3 separate regions of the Mus musculus genome follow, and all the other regions are linked to region 1. The links are chromatin contacts, found by Hi-C or POLR2A ChIA-PET in ENCODE. All regions are on one chromosome and are shown on one strand. Each heading gives the region's core, a stretch centred on a gene start or an enhancer-like site at or near the end of the contact. The rest is flanking DNA. Distances are from core to core; before and after follow the strand shown.

Region 1 (4,374 bases), core at 1,251-3,750:
GCCACTTTCAGTCTCTGCAGCCTCCACGTTCTGTTTACTCCCTTACAATGCTATCACGACCGTTTCCTGATAATGGATCCCATAGCAAAACAATGTCTTCACAAAAATACTACATCCATTGATAATGTAGAGGATGGACCCAGAGTTGGGATGCTATGCTTTTCCATAGTTCCTCGGGACTGGATTCCCAGGAAAACACAGAGAAAGCAGCCTGGAAGGACACATGTCCCCAGAGTCTGGTAACTGGGAAGCTGCAGCTCCTTCGTTCAGGTCTCAATTTGGTCATCAATGGCTTCTTGAGCTGTCATTCCTCAGTTTCACCTTTGAAATGACAGACTGAAAGGATTTTCTAGGGTTCCTTCGCCTTTAAGCTTGCAGAAACCAATCACATGTTGCGAGTAAAAATAACCAGAAAGAAATTACACAGGATTTACCAAAGTCCATGTTTGCTCTAGATTAACTTTGTCACTGAGCTGCTGTGGCAGGCTGACCTGTTGCATCACAGAGAACACCCCCTTCTTTCTGACAATGTTCTAGAAACACAGAAAACAGTAGATCTGTGTGTGTGTGTGTGTGTGTGTGTGTGTGTGTGTGTGTCTGCGTGTGCGTGTGTGCGTGTGATGTTTTAAATCAGTAAAAGACAGTATGTGGCCCATGACGCAAGGTCTCAGGTTTCAAGTTTACAGCCTGTTACACACACACACACCTGGCAGGGAGGGCCACATGACTGAACAAGGGGCGTGCGTTGGCTCACTGTTATAACCTGTGTCTCATGTGTGATTGATGCCCTGTGTTTACAGTCAGCTTCAATTTCAAACCACCTGCAAGCCTCTCTAAAGGGGACAGCTGCTCAGTACCTGCACAATGACTGCAGGGTAGACTAACTGCAGCCAGCAAGGAGGAGGCAGCTATCTCCTGTGCCCAGTGTATTCACTCACCCCTGCCTCTTATAGCTTAAGCTCACCAAAGCATGCAAGTTCAATGGGATTCAGCCCCAGATCCTCACTGGTCACTTATCCTGAGGTAGTAAAAGGAAAAACGTGTAGCCTTTGGCACGGTGGTGGAAGCGATGACTTCCCTCGCCTTTGCATGATAAAGGTGAAGTCCTAAGTTCCAATCGTTTATCAAACCTCCCAGAAAACAGCAGCGTGAGTGGGATTTCAGGCAGGCTTTACTCACCTCTTTGATCTTTGCCCTCTTCTCACGGATGGTGGCGTCAGCGGGCTCCCGGTTCTCTACCCCGACGGGGGGCAGGAAGTCCACCTTGGGCAAGCCCCTAAACAGATCCTTGTCACGCAGCTGGTCCTGGGCCACCTTTTCCTTCTCCAGCAGAATGTCTCTTTGGATCTCCTCCGGCAGCTTCTGCAGGGTCTCCTTGGCTTCCCTGAGAGCCCGCTCGTGGTTTTCGCGGATCCTGGCTAAGTTGTCTTCCAGTCCAGCTCCAGGGTCCCCAGGCGCGCCTTCCTCGCGGTGCCGGACTCTCCCCTCGGCGGCATCCTCCGCACGCGCCCCGAGCCCGGGCTTGTGCTCCGCCGGCGGCTGCAAGGCAGGGTTGGAGTGGAACAGGACCCCGCTGAGCAGCTTGGAGGAGTCAGGCAGGAAGAAGATTGCCCCGAAGCAGAGCGTGATGAAGGCGCTGAACACCAGCAGCAGCACGAACTTCTCGGTGAGGCGGAAGGCAGCGGGGCCAGACCCCTTCCTCCCGCCGCCAAGCCCCCCGCCCAGGCCACTGCCCAGGCCGCCGCCCCCAGGGCTACTGAAGAGCGGCAACAGGCCCCCCACGGGCATCGCTCCGGAGGTTGTAGCCGCCGGCTGACAGTCTGTCCAGGGGCCCGGCGCCGAGCCGCTCAGCAGCCAAACTTCGCTGCCGCCGGCTGTCAGCGGCTGCGGGGCCGGCTCTTGCGCATCCAGGCCGCCCAGAGCGCGTGTCTGGGCTGCGGGTCTCCCCGCTTGAAGCGGCTCCCCTCCGGCGATCCTCGCCGGGGCGGCTCCTTTGGCAAACAGGCACGCGCGGCAAACCGCTGGCTGCAGCCCCTGTTGGGGGGAGAGGAGACAGTAAAAGCGCAGTGGTTAGGAAGGTGCTGAGAAAGTTTCCAGTGGGGTCTCCGCCCTCCCCTGGACCCGGGATCCGCAGGACCGTATCCCGGCAGGCAACCCCGGGGTCCAGCCGCGGGCACCACCCTCAGAGCCCACTTTGGACTTGGGGTGAAGTTTTCCAGCCGCGGAGGCAGGGTGTCCCGCGACATCTGGGTCAGCACAGCGGGCACCTCGGTGGCAAGGGCGGCGCACCTCTGGGCAGCAAGGGCGCCGCGTGCGTAGGGGGTTCGTCAACTTCTCCAGCTGCCCATCTCCGAGCGCTTCCCGGCGGGTGGTAGCACGCGTACAGCCGGGTGGCTCTGAGGCCCCGGGACACGGCTCAGGTGAGCGAGCGCACCGACCTGCCGGCGTGAGCCAGCGAACCAGGCACCGTACTGCCCTCCGTCGCGGCCCCGCCGTGCACTAATAGCACTGCCGGTCTCCCGAGCGGTCGGAAACGAGGGCGGTGACGCGTCCGGAGAGTGACAGCGCGTCCGGGCCAATCTTACGCCTCCCAGGGTCCCGCGGGGGTGGAGCCGAGGCGGGGAGGGGGCCGCACGGGGCGGGGAGTTTACGGGAAGCGCTGCCTCTCCGGGACCCGGCAGAGGCGGGGAGGTCGCGGCTCCCCTGGGCTCCCGAGGACTGGAACTGCGCCCGGGAGCCGTGTTAAGACTCGCCCGGAGGACCAGAGCCGGAGTTGGTCCGAGCTTATTCCGCCCAAAACCTATTCAAGCCGAAGCCCCAAAGGTAGTGGATCCCCGAGTGACCACTACTAATATGGTAGCGACAGCTTGCCCCAGTACTCGAAATTGGCGATCCCGAAGAGCATGCAGGGGATTGCGGGGGCAAGCCGTGGTTTTGAAGTGGTTTTGAAGGCTTTTCTCCAGCCACCCCTTATTACCCAAGACAGGGATTCCCCGGTGCCCAATAACTCTCAAATCCAAAGTCTCCAGGCTCCTCCACAAAGCTTTTGAGCTCTCTACTCTACCTCGTTAAGAGCCTTTTACATCCTAGGCGACTTGGGGTTTGGGGACTGCTTGGGGCTCTAAGTATACACCCTCTTCCCCTTACAATAAACAACAACAACAACAAAAGTTGTATGACTCCCCCACACTCCCCCACACCCCCCCCACTTTCGAAATTCATTTACCTCATCGCAGTTGGTCAAATTTTCCATTCAAAGAAGACAGTTTTATGCTGCCAGAGCTCCAAGCAATAAATTGAACCCTGTTGAAATTAAGTCTTGGATGCGACAACTCCCAGCGAAGGCAAGACTTGGTCCAACAGAGATTGTTTTCAACACAGCCTTGCAGTATTCAGTCTCATGGAATGTCATGGAAACTGGCTCCACCTCCCATGACATCCATTGGAATGCCCTGCTGATATTGCATAGATCTACATTTTGACCTGGCTGGGAACCCCCTGCCTCAGGGTGAAGAGACAAGAAAACATTTCCCAAACTGTGTTATGAATCCCCTGTTGCTCCACAAAGAAACAGTTACCAGAGGGAAATTTGACTGACTTCCCACTCCTGAAAGCTGGTTTGTAGCAGCTCTGTTTACCCTCAACCTTCTCCGGAAACATGATTTTAAAGTGTGCCCTTTACTTGTCTTAAACCAGAGGAAAACAGCTGGCAACTTCCAGGAGAGTGCCCACAGCACAGTTGTTTCCAGGTGTTGTGCTGTGTGCATAAAGTAAAAAAGCCAAGGCAGAAATCCTAAGGTCGTTTTCGTTTAAATGTTAATTATCATTTTTAGCCATCACTGTTTGTTGTGTATTGGGTTTGTGCAAAATGAGCCAGTAACATAGTCAGAAGTTCTGGTTAATAAGAAATTATGGCTTGATAAATGTGACTTCATAGCTTGATTATTTTGATACTTGCTATGAAATTCTATGCCCAGAAGAGTGCAGCATATCCAAGCAGGGTAATAGATTTAGCTCTAAAAATGAAAGCAATAATGTTTTCTTTTAATGACGAAAAGGTAAATTTCTTTCAAAGTACATTTGTAGGTTGTGCTTAGGTTGAAAACCTAATGACTGAAATAATAGTGTTTATCTCAATGAGACCCTTGAAACAGCTACCTCACAGAAAGGAAGACAGATCCCTAGAAACAGGGGCTAACTCCTGAGGAAGCCAGTTGCTTTCTTTCTGGTCATTTGGTGATGGTAATTGTGCTGCCATTATTTTTCCAACTATGTTTTAAAAATGGGATTAATTTTAAAGAGACAGGAATACCTATGAACTTTGATTTAATTTGGTATATGTATTCCAGAAAGTAATAAAATCAACCTTTAAGT
Region 2 (4,374 bases), core at 634-3,133, 42 kb after region 1:
GTATTGTGAGTTAGTAAAGCATTCAATTTTGTTAGCCAGAAGACAGAATCAATTGTGAAAATGATTTGTAATTTCCCTTCTGGCAGGTATTGAAAGTAGAATTTTCTAAGTACAGAATTTTAGGATCAGAACATACTTTATAAAGTACAGCTATATTTCCTAGCCACACATATTTCAGATCTTGGAATGTCAAACATGCAAGTCTATCAACATCATTAATAGATGTACTGTAGCCGGGCGTGGTGGCACACGCCTTTAATCCCAGCACTCAGGAGGCAGAGGCAGGCAGATTTCTGATTTCGAGGCCAGCCTGGTCTACAAAGTGAGTTCCAGGACAGCCAGAGCTACACAGAGAAACCCTGTCTCAAACAAACAAACAAACAAACAAACAAACAAACAAACAAACAAAAAGATGTGATGTAACAGCTGATAATTACTCTTGAAGCAATATAGCTTATTAAAGCATTTTCAGTGGGGTAATGTTTCTAAATGTTTACTTTTTGTAACAAATCTTTTGACTGCCCCATCCCCCGATTTATTCATTTTATTTTATGTGTAGGAATGGTGTTCTCCCTGCAAGTATGTATCTGCCCCCCTACATGTAGTACCCATGGAGGTCAGAAGAGTCCATTCAATCCCCTGGCACTCATTTACAGGTGAATGTGAGCTACCACATAAGGTTTAAAAACAAGTCCAGTTTCTCTATAAGAGTCATGCACTCTTAAGAGCTGAGACATCTCTCCATCCCTCCTGCATAGGAACCTCTGGAAATCCTCATAGATACACTCAGAAGCAAGGCTTACCAATTGCTGAGTCAGTTCCTTCTCATTCTTTTATCTATACTCTTGCCTCACTGCCCTTCTTAACTCAAATTTACTTCCCAGGTTTGAGTTTTCTCAGCCAGTCTGAGGAAAGAGACCCTGTTTGTGGCGTTGTAGTAATCAGTTAGAAAACTGCCAAAGTACTAGTGCCTCGTGTTCTAATGTTTAATATGATTTCAGAGAAAATGGTTTATAAGTCATTGCTGATGGCTTGTAGCCGCCGTTTAAAATTGGGAGGTTTCTCTGTATGTTTTTTTTTTTTAATTTATTTCATTTCATGTGTGTGAGTGTTTTGCCTGCATGTATGTATATGCATCAAATGTGTGCCTGCAGCAGTGAGAAGAGGGCATCGAATCCATTGGAACTAGAGGTAGACAGTTGTGAGCCATCATGGGGGTACTGGGAACTGAACCTGGGTCCTCTGAAAGAGCAATAACTCTTAAGTTTCAAGTTATCTCTACAGCCCACAAATTCTTGAATAGAAGAATCACATCTTATGTGGGTATTGGATAATATGGCTACTCTTTACTTAAGAAAATTCTTTTATTTCACCATAAAGCAATGTGTGCATGGCTTTGAAGGAACATCTCCATTCAATAATTCTTGGAAAACTCTACCATACTTTCAAAAGGAACAAATGAGAAGCAGGAAGGTGTGTGTGTGTGTGTGTGTGTGTGTGTGTGTGTGTGTTTGTGAATTCTTCTCAATATAACCATTATGTTACCATAATAAGCATCTTTGAGGGTTCTGACATATTTCAGCTTGACTGTTGATTACATCACTGTTTTAATATTAAGCTTTTTCACAATCTTAATACTTCTATGGTTTGATTTATGCTCATAATAATTAATGAGGTAATTCTCCACTAGCACGGAGATCTTAGGCATCACCATAAGTCAACTGTAAAGGCTCCATCTGCAGCCTTTTTAGTGGAGGCAAATCTTGCCTGGAAATCAGAAGAGGTCATCCAGTTCCCTGGAACTGAGTTACAGATGATCATGAGCCACCACATGAACACTTACTCTGTTTCTGAAACTGGGCCATCTGTTTCCTGTTTCTCCGAGTTGATCTTCCTCCCTAAGCAACTGCTGAAGTCATGGCCACTGAATGAGTCACAGCTTCCTTGAGGGTGAACACGCATACATAGGCAGCCTGTCAAGTACGTGAGGGTGTGAGGAGACCCTGGTGACTCTCCACCTAGTCTGCTCTCCTCTACATATTTTGTTCTCAGTGTCCTTCCTCTCTCACTTGTTAGTCTGCACCTGGCTCTAGAGCAGCAAACAGGACATTGTTTCTCTAGTTTCTTTCCTAGAATTCCTGATGGATTTCAGCCAGAATGTTTTCTTTTTAAAACATGATAGTTTATAAACCTTTATTTCTTTATTTCTCATTCCATGCTTTCTAAGTGGAGTGAGGATTCCCAACCCTTCTAATGTTGCTTCCACATCATCATTCCTGCTCACAAAAGTCCTGTTCCTTTGAGGCTGACCCTTGCACTCTAATCTAATACCTCAGCTAGCATTTGAACATTGAACATTGAACATTGCTTCTGAGGCAGGCAATGTGTTAATCATTTTTTTAAAATACACTGTTCCTTTGAAAACTCAAAACCACATTGTATGGTAGGAACTACTCTTATCACATCTGTTCGAGGTTTATGAAAACTAGGAAACTCATTCTTACGTGTGTAACATGAGCAGAAGAGAGTGTAACTACTTGCTTTGTTGTGAGCTTTCAGTACATGTGAAGTGCTGGTCATTTACTGGTACTGTTGTTCCTGAGGGCCTTGTGAAAAGGGGGAAATATGGGCTGTAAGCCCTGGAAGTCTAGCTGTGGAATTCCTACCGTTAGTCATCAAGTAGGACCAGACAACATTCCTCTGGTATCTGTTAAGGGGTCTCTGCTTTACAGGTCAGGAGCAAATTCTTTGTAAGCATTCCTGAGCTATTCTATTCTACAATGTCTCGTTCTCTTTCTTGCTTTGTCTTGTTCTTTGCAACTTCTTCTCATTGTCTTATTCACTCACTACCCCTAAAGTTTCAGAGTTCCACTGCACTCCCACTTTGCAGCCTAGCTCACCTTGTCATTATTATCATTGTCACTGAGATGCCCACTACATCCTGTAATGCCACCAACAGTTCATTATCTGCCGTCTCTATCAGTCCCCTGTTTGGAAGATTGTTTTGTCTTCAAGTCACAACTCTCATTCTTGTAGATGCTCTCAGCTCCTTTATTCACCTATCAAATAGTTTTTTACCCTCTTCTTCCCTACTGGAACTTTAGTTCTTATAGAGTTAGGCTAGAATCTTGATCTACATCTTAGCAATTATGGATGGATGAAGAAAAATTGATATCCTGACTGCTTAATTGTTACATTAAATACATTTATCACCCTACTTAATGTCTTTAAACAGATTCTTGGCATTGCCTGACAGTGTTTGCTTTAATAAAGCCATTCTCAAGGGAACTGTTTTATACTTCCCCTTACTGCTGACCTTGTTGGTTATATCATTAAGAATATGGAAATACAGTGGTAGTGGGGAAGTCCGTCTTTCCATTGTTGGTCTGACAGAGCTACCCTGAAGTTGCTCCTGCCTCTGAGTTTCCTCTTCTTGTAGAGGAACCTTTTCTTTAGTTAAAGTTTACTCTTGCTTTCTGTGTTCTCTGTGTCTATAGAGGAAGTGCCCCCTCTTACATTAGAGCTCAGCTTTGCTTGTGATCTGGATCTGCGTCCTTACTAGCTTTTAGCCTGCTCTTAATTTCAAACACTCCTTTTCAATGGAGTCCTTCTTTCAGCATTGGGCAGTGTTCTGGGATAGTCTACCATCAAAGAACCACTGCCTTTGAGGCCACCCTTTCAATTCCAGGGACCTCGGATCCGAAGTGGCCTGCCTGCTTCTGTTCCCTGCTTCTTTCCTCCACATTACTTTGTCCCCACACCATTAATTCATTTTTATCTGGTATCTCTTTCACCTCTCCACTAAACAGCCTTTGCTGTTAAAATAGCCAATGTGTTCTGTTCTGCCCATCCCAAAGGATAGTATTTAGTCTCCACTGTGATGGCTGTACTTGTTCATTCAGCATCATGTTGTTTTGGAGAGACCATCCTTCAGACTCAATCTAAAGCAGTCTCTCCCTTCCATGACAGTGCACTATGGCATGACTTGGTTGTATTTTGTTCATAGGATGTATTCTGTGAGTTTATCTTGTTTGTGTATTTGCTCATTTATTCTCTGGGCCTCTCTTGTCTCTACCTAGAACTGTGCCTGGCACATCACAGACACTGAATAAAAATCTCTTGAGTGACAAGGACAAGGCTATATTTAGAATCATCTCCTCTCTCACAACTAGGTTTTTGTTAGCTGGGTGATGCTTGTCTGCCTGTCTCTTTCTGACATCAGGATGATCTTGCTTTCTCAAATCTCCCTCCTCTTCTAATTGAAGAGAATTCCTGGTAGGCTCAGCCTTGGTCAGACCAACCACAATTTGGATCTAAAATGTCTTCTCTGTCACCTCTGCTCTCACTCCTAAGTCATTAAGGCCACATATTTCA
Region 3 (4,374 bases), core at 1,053-3,552, 36 kb before region 1:
TACAGCTAACACGACGTGCCAGTGTGGGCTGGTGGACGAGGTGGGTATGAACATTTTGGGTACTTGCACTCACAAGCCCTTGGAAACCAGATGATAACCACGGGTGTTTCATTTGTTTGTTTGTTGATATTGTTACTGAAGATAAGATCTCTCACTGGAATCCAGAGTTCACTGAGTAGGTGAGACTGACTGAACAGGGAGCACCAGGAATCCTTTCGTCCCCACCTCCCCAGTGCCGGGATTATGAATGCACACCATCACATCGTATCTTCTAAAGTGAGCCTTCTCTAGACTGAACTTAAGTCCTCATGTTTGCACAGCAAGTCTTTATGAGCTGAGCTCTTTTTCACACCCCGTTTTAAATTATGCTGAGGCTGATTCTTTGAAAACAAAACCAAAAACAAACCAAAAAAACCCCCACATAATTTAAAATCTTGCCAGTAGAAAACAAAACAAAACAAAACAAAAAATCAGGACTGTAATATCTCCCGAATTTTTCCAGAAATTACTTGCATTCCTTATAGAAATAATTTCCAGAATGTTCAGATACAACCTCAACAGGAAGTTATCTTTAAGGCATTGTGTCAATGTCTTCTCAGTCTTTGGTGAAAATGAGATGAGGAAAATGAAGAAAAATCTCCAGGGCAACTGGAGGGCATTAGTGCATAGCTGCCCTCGATTTACTCACACCACAGAAAGGAATTTCTAGATAAGGAAGCAAGAGGCAGCAATCCAGCCAGCCCTCCTGTTTATCCTTTCCCCAATATCTCTCTGCCAAGGCTTATCAAGCAGAAGAGGTATCAGCAAGCAGGAGACTGGGTGCCGAGGCAGAGTCTTCACAGATAAACTCAGAGCGGGCGGGATGTGCAGTGAGCCTTGGCCCTGTTCTCTAAGGGTGGAACCTTTTAGCTTTCTCATTCTTTAAAAAAAAAAAAAAAATGCAATCCTGGCTGCTTGTGGTGGTGCATTTTTGAAATTATAACACTCGGAAGTTTGAGGCAGGAGGATCACAAGTTGGGACCAGACTGGTTACATAGAAAAAACTCTTGTCTGGAAAGAACAAAATGACAAAGAATCAATTACAATACAACAGTTGATGTTCTGCAGTATATGGTCTTGACTTTAGGAGAGGTCAAAGGAGAACTTTTTATGCTTTCTGCCCAATTTTGCTATGACTCTAAAACTGCTCTTTTATGTGGGGTGGTAATGAACCTCCTTGAGATCCCATGGCGCTCCCTGGACGTGTCCCCTTTAGTCACTTGCGTCAGCTTCCCACTCTGTTCCCTGGCTTCTAGAGCTGAGCAGAGATAAGAAAGAATCGTCCAGGAAAGGCAAGCAGGCGTTTAGGAAGCTTGGAGCCAGGGTTGCCAGGACAAATGAAGGAGAAGTAAATTAATGGGACAGAAAAGAAAAGAGGCCAATGTCGCTTAGAGGTGACGGACTGCAGAATGTGGTATGACTCTGCACTCTGTGACCGCAGGCCTGGAGTCTATCATGGTTACAGCTAGAAGCACTTAGCACCCTCATTTAACAGGTACGAAGATGCTGCCGATGAGTCTTGAGAAGGCTCTCCACTAGAGAGGTCCACATGCCTGTCACCTTCTAACAAATATCATGTTATACAGAGGAAACCCCTTCTTGGCCAGGATAGTTTCCAATTTTACCCTGCATTAAATTAAAACACTTATTCATATGCTGTGTTCAATTTCTCTTTGAAATTCTGAAATACATTAACTGTCTCTCCCATTCCCCAAGGCTACTAAAATATTCTATTTTCAAGGTTCTGTTTCCCAATAATACAACAATGGCGATTTAGCTTATTGAGTACCTGGAGCCAGACTAAAGAAACACAGTAACGTCACACAACAAATTTCCACACATCACACTAAAAAAGAAATTTCTGTTTGTCAGAATTCAATTTAACCTTAACCGAGAGTGCTATGTTTTGCCGAGGTCAGGAGGATAGGATAAATAAAACTCAACTTAGTTTCTCCTTCAAGATACCAAGTTCATTACCCCTGCCCAGCTTCAGATCAAGAAAGATGCTAAAATCAAAGGACCAGGCAAGATAGAATGATCTCATCCGGGACAACTAGGTATGATGGGAATGAGGCAAGATTCGGGCAAAGGCTCTGGCTTAAGCCACTTAAACACACTACGCTGGGCCTGGCTGGATCAGTCAGTAAAAGGCTTGCAATACAAACTCGAAGCTCAAGTTTAAATCCCAGCATCCATATAGAAAACTCTGGCATGCTTTGCACATTTGTAATCTTAAGAGGTAGAAGGTGGTCAGACGAACCAAATGCCTGAGCTCTAGACCAATGAGGCATCTTGTCTTCACACACAAAACAAGGTTAGGGCTTCCTGGAGAGCAACACAAGCAGATGAGATCTGGCTTCCGCCCACAAATGCCCACAAGTGGGTGATTACCTGAACATATGTACTGCCACATACATGCACCTTTGCACACATCTGCACCTGTACCCACACCAGCACTAGGCTGAAAGTTAGCCCAGGACAGCAGTTTATACTTCATCCTCAGGTTTATAGGCACGGGCTTAGAGTAGATGGCTCTGTTCTTGATTCTGTGGGTATACAACTTTCCACGGTCCAGGGAGTAACTTTCATTTGTTCCTAGCCTAGGTTTTCCATGGGCTGCTCTGGCTCTACCGTGGGCTCTTTTTTTCCCCTATGAATTAGCAAAGTCCTTAAGATCTGGCATATGTGCAGTACTGTGCAGACTTCTCGGCAATTCTCCGTGCTGTGGATGAGTAGCAGTTTCACAGTTTAGATAGCATTTAGGGTTTTAAACAGTCTGTTCTACAAATAAACCCTCCAGAGCCGTCATCACTGTGGGTTTTAGAGTTGGAGAGCTGTAAAGGAGGAAGTGAATAAGCTTTGTCACACACCTACCACCCTGAACTGAGAGGCACTTGACTGAATTTGGCACATAGACGCCTCACCACACCCTGTGTGTTCTTACTTCTCTTGGCCACAGTAGCTGAGGCCCCGCATGGCACAGAGGAAGACGAAGGCTGTGAACCTCACCCTTTTCCAGAGCCGCTGAGAAATCTAGCTTCTCCCCTACACAGGAGGGGGCCCTTTCTAGGGTCCAGGGAGCTATCAACATGATATCCCATATTATATCAGCTTGCAAGCTGTGGCTGGAGGAAAGAGCCTTGTATCTCAGCCCTCCCCTTCTTGATTGAAGCTTTCAACTCTCAGGATGCACCCCCCCACACACACAGCTTTTATGACAACACTTGGTTCCAGCTCCACAGCAGAAACCTCTTGGCCTGGCCCTGTACTACTTAGTCACACTAAAAGTCTGCAACATCAGCAGGCCTGGCAATGGACTTAAAGAAAAACAGGAATCCATCTCCATGCCAAGCTGCTGACTGCCCACTGTGGTACAGTTCCTTTCAGCTCTGCTATTTCCTGAGGTTTCTTACCGCCATCGGGGCTACATTTCCTAGTTTGCTTTTATTTTTTCTACAGGACTCTATCTACTTCCTTTTCCTGTCAGCTATGGGCACAATTTGGATATTACCGCAGCCGCCTCTGCTCAGGTTGACTTGTGTGTGTGTGTGTGGGGGGGGGGGGGTAGTCTTCGGATTTCCATATCCTGACTACTTTGCAGCCAACTTTAATATACTTTTTTTAAGGCAGCAGAAGATATATAAAGTAGTAGTGATTATTTAATATAACTGCATGAATCTTAATGGGTTACTGTGCCTTAACTCCCTTGGGAAACGAGAGTGGTTAGCAACCAACAACGGCAATTTCTTTAGAAAAAGAATCGGATAAAGCCAGTTTGAAAACAATAAAGGAGAGAATCCTAGTAGTCACTATTTATGCAGGAAAGACTGCCTGGCGGCTTCTAAGAAATATCTCCATCTCTTAAGAAAAAGGCAATGTATAGAGTTCTAGAAAAAAAAAAGATCTAGGCACATTTAAGGGCCCTCTTTATAATACATTTCTAGTGCCATTTTATAAAATTTTTAAGAGACTTTGAGGCATTAACAAAAAATAAACATACAAACAAGCAAGGTAAAACAATAGCAAAACAAAATACACAAGAACAAAAAAGAAAAGAAAAATGTTGAGTGCTATACAAGTCAATTTTTAAAAAATATTCAAAGGATAGTAACTGATCACCTTCAGAGTTAGAGACATCAGCAACTGTCCTGGTCGTGTGTGAATGTCTCGTAAACTCTGGCGCCAAGCTCAGCTGCTGGATATAGTTTCTTCATATGACGCACAATCTGGGGCTGTCACTCATGCTATTTCTTGTCCAAATACCTGCCTGCAGGTTAATGACCTTGCTCTCATTATACAAAGGTTGCCACTTGAGTTTATGGGTTTACTCTTGGG

The links. A loop is a pair of places that touch in the nucleus more often than their neighbours do. ChIA-PET counts read pairs that join two places held with the same protein, here RNA polymerase II (POLR2A).
Region 2: a map of regulatory T cell shows a loop between it and region 1 (2.7-fold over the local background). The contact joins the enhancer-like site here to the promoter of Man1a in region 1. A Hi-C loop is called at or near these places in 5 of 37 maps with a recorded cell type or tissue (CH12.LX, T-helper 1 cell, T-helper 17 cell and 1 more).
Region 3: a map of heart shows a loop between it and region 1 (4-fold over the local background). The contact joins the enhancer-like site here to the promoter of Man1a in region 1. A Hi-C loop is called at or near these places in 9 of 37 maps with a recorded cell type or tissue (T-helper 1 cell, T-helper 2 cell, adrenal gland and 2 more). POLR2A ChIA-PET finds 5 or more read pairs at or near these places in 1 of 5 experiments (Patski).

Annotation. Positions count from the first base shown.
Region 1 is chr10:54,073,237-54,077,610 of GRCm38, forward strand. It overlaps Man1a (mannosidase 1, alpha), which reads right to left and starts at 2,501. Exons shown (of 13, transcript NM_008548.5): 1 at 2,290-2,501; 2 at 1,180-2,034. The coding sequence starts at 1,788. It overlaps Gm16998 (predicted gene, 16998), which reads left to right and starts at 2,686. Exons shown (of 3, transcript NR_038016.1): 1 at 2,686-3,617.
Region 2 is chr10:54,116,073-54,120,446 of GRCm38, forward strand. No RefSeq gene overlaps it. Among named protein-coding and RNA genes, the nearest start is that of Gm16998, 42 kb to the left of the region's middle. Within about 2 kb of position 1,884, at least 1 of the 3 ENCODE cell types and tissues checked has a DNase peak (open chromatin) inside an H3K27ac peak, as active enhancers do.
Region 3 is chr10:54,037,554-54,041,927 of GRCm38, forward strand. The region is part of intron 2 of Man1a (mannosidase 1, alpha); the gene reads right to left. Among named protein-coding and RNA genes, the nearest start is that of Man1a, 36 kb to the right of the region's middle. Within about 2 kb of position 2,303, at least 1 of the 3 ENCODE cell types and tissues checked has a DNase peak (open chromatin) inside an H3K27ac peak, as active enhancers do; it is heart, where a contact is called at or near this core.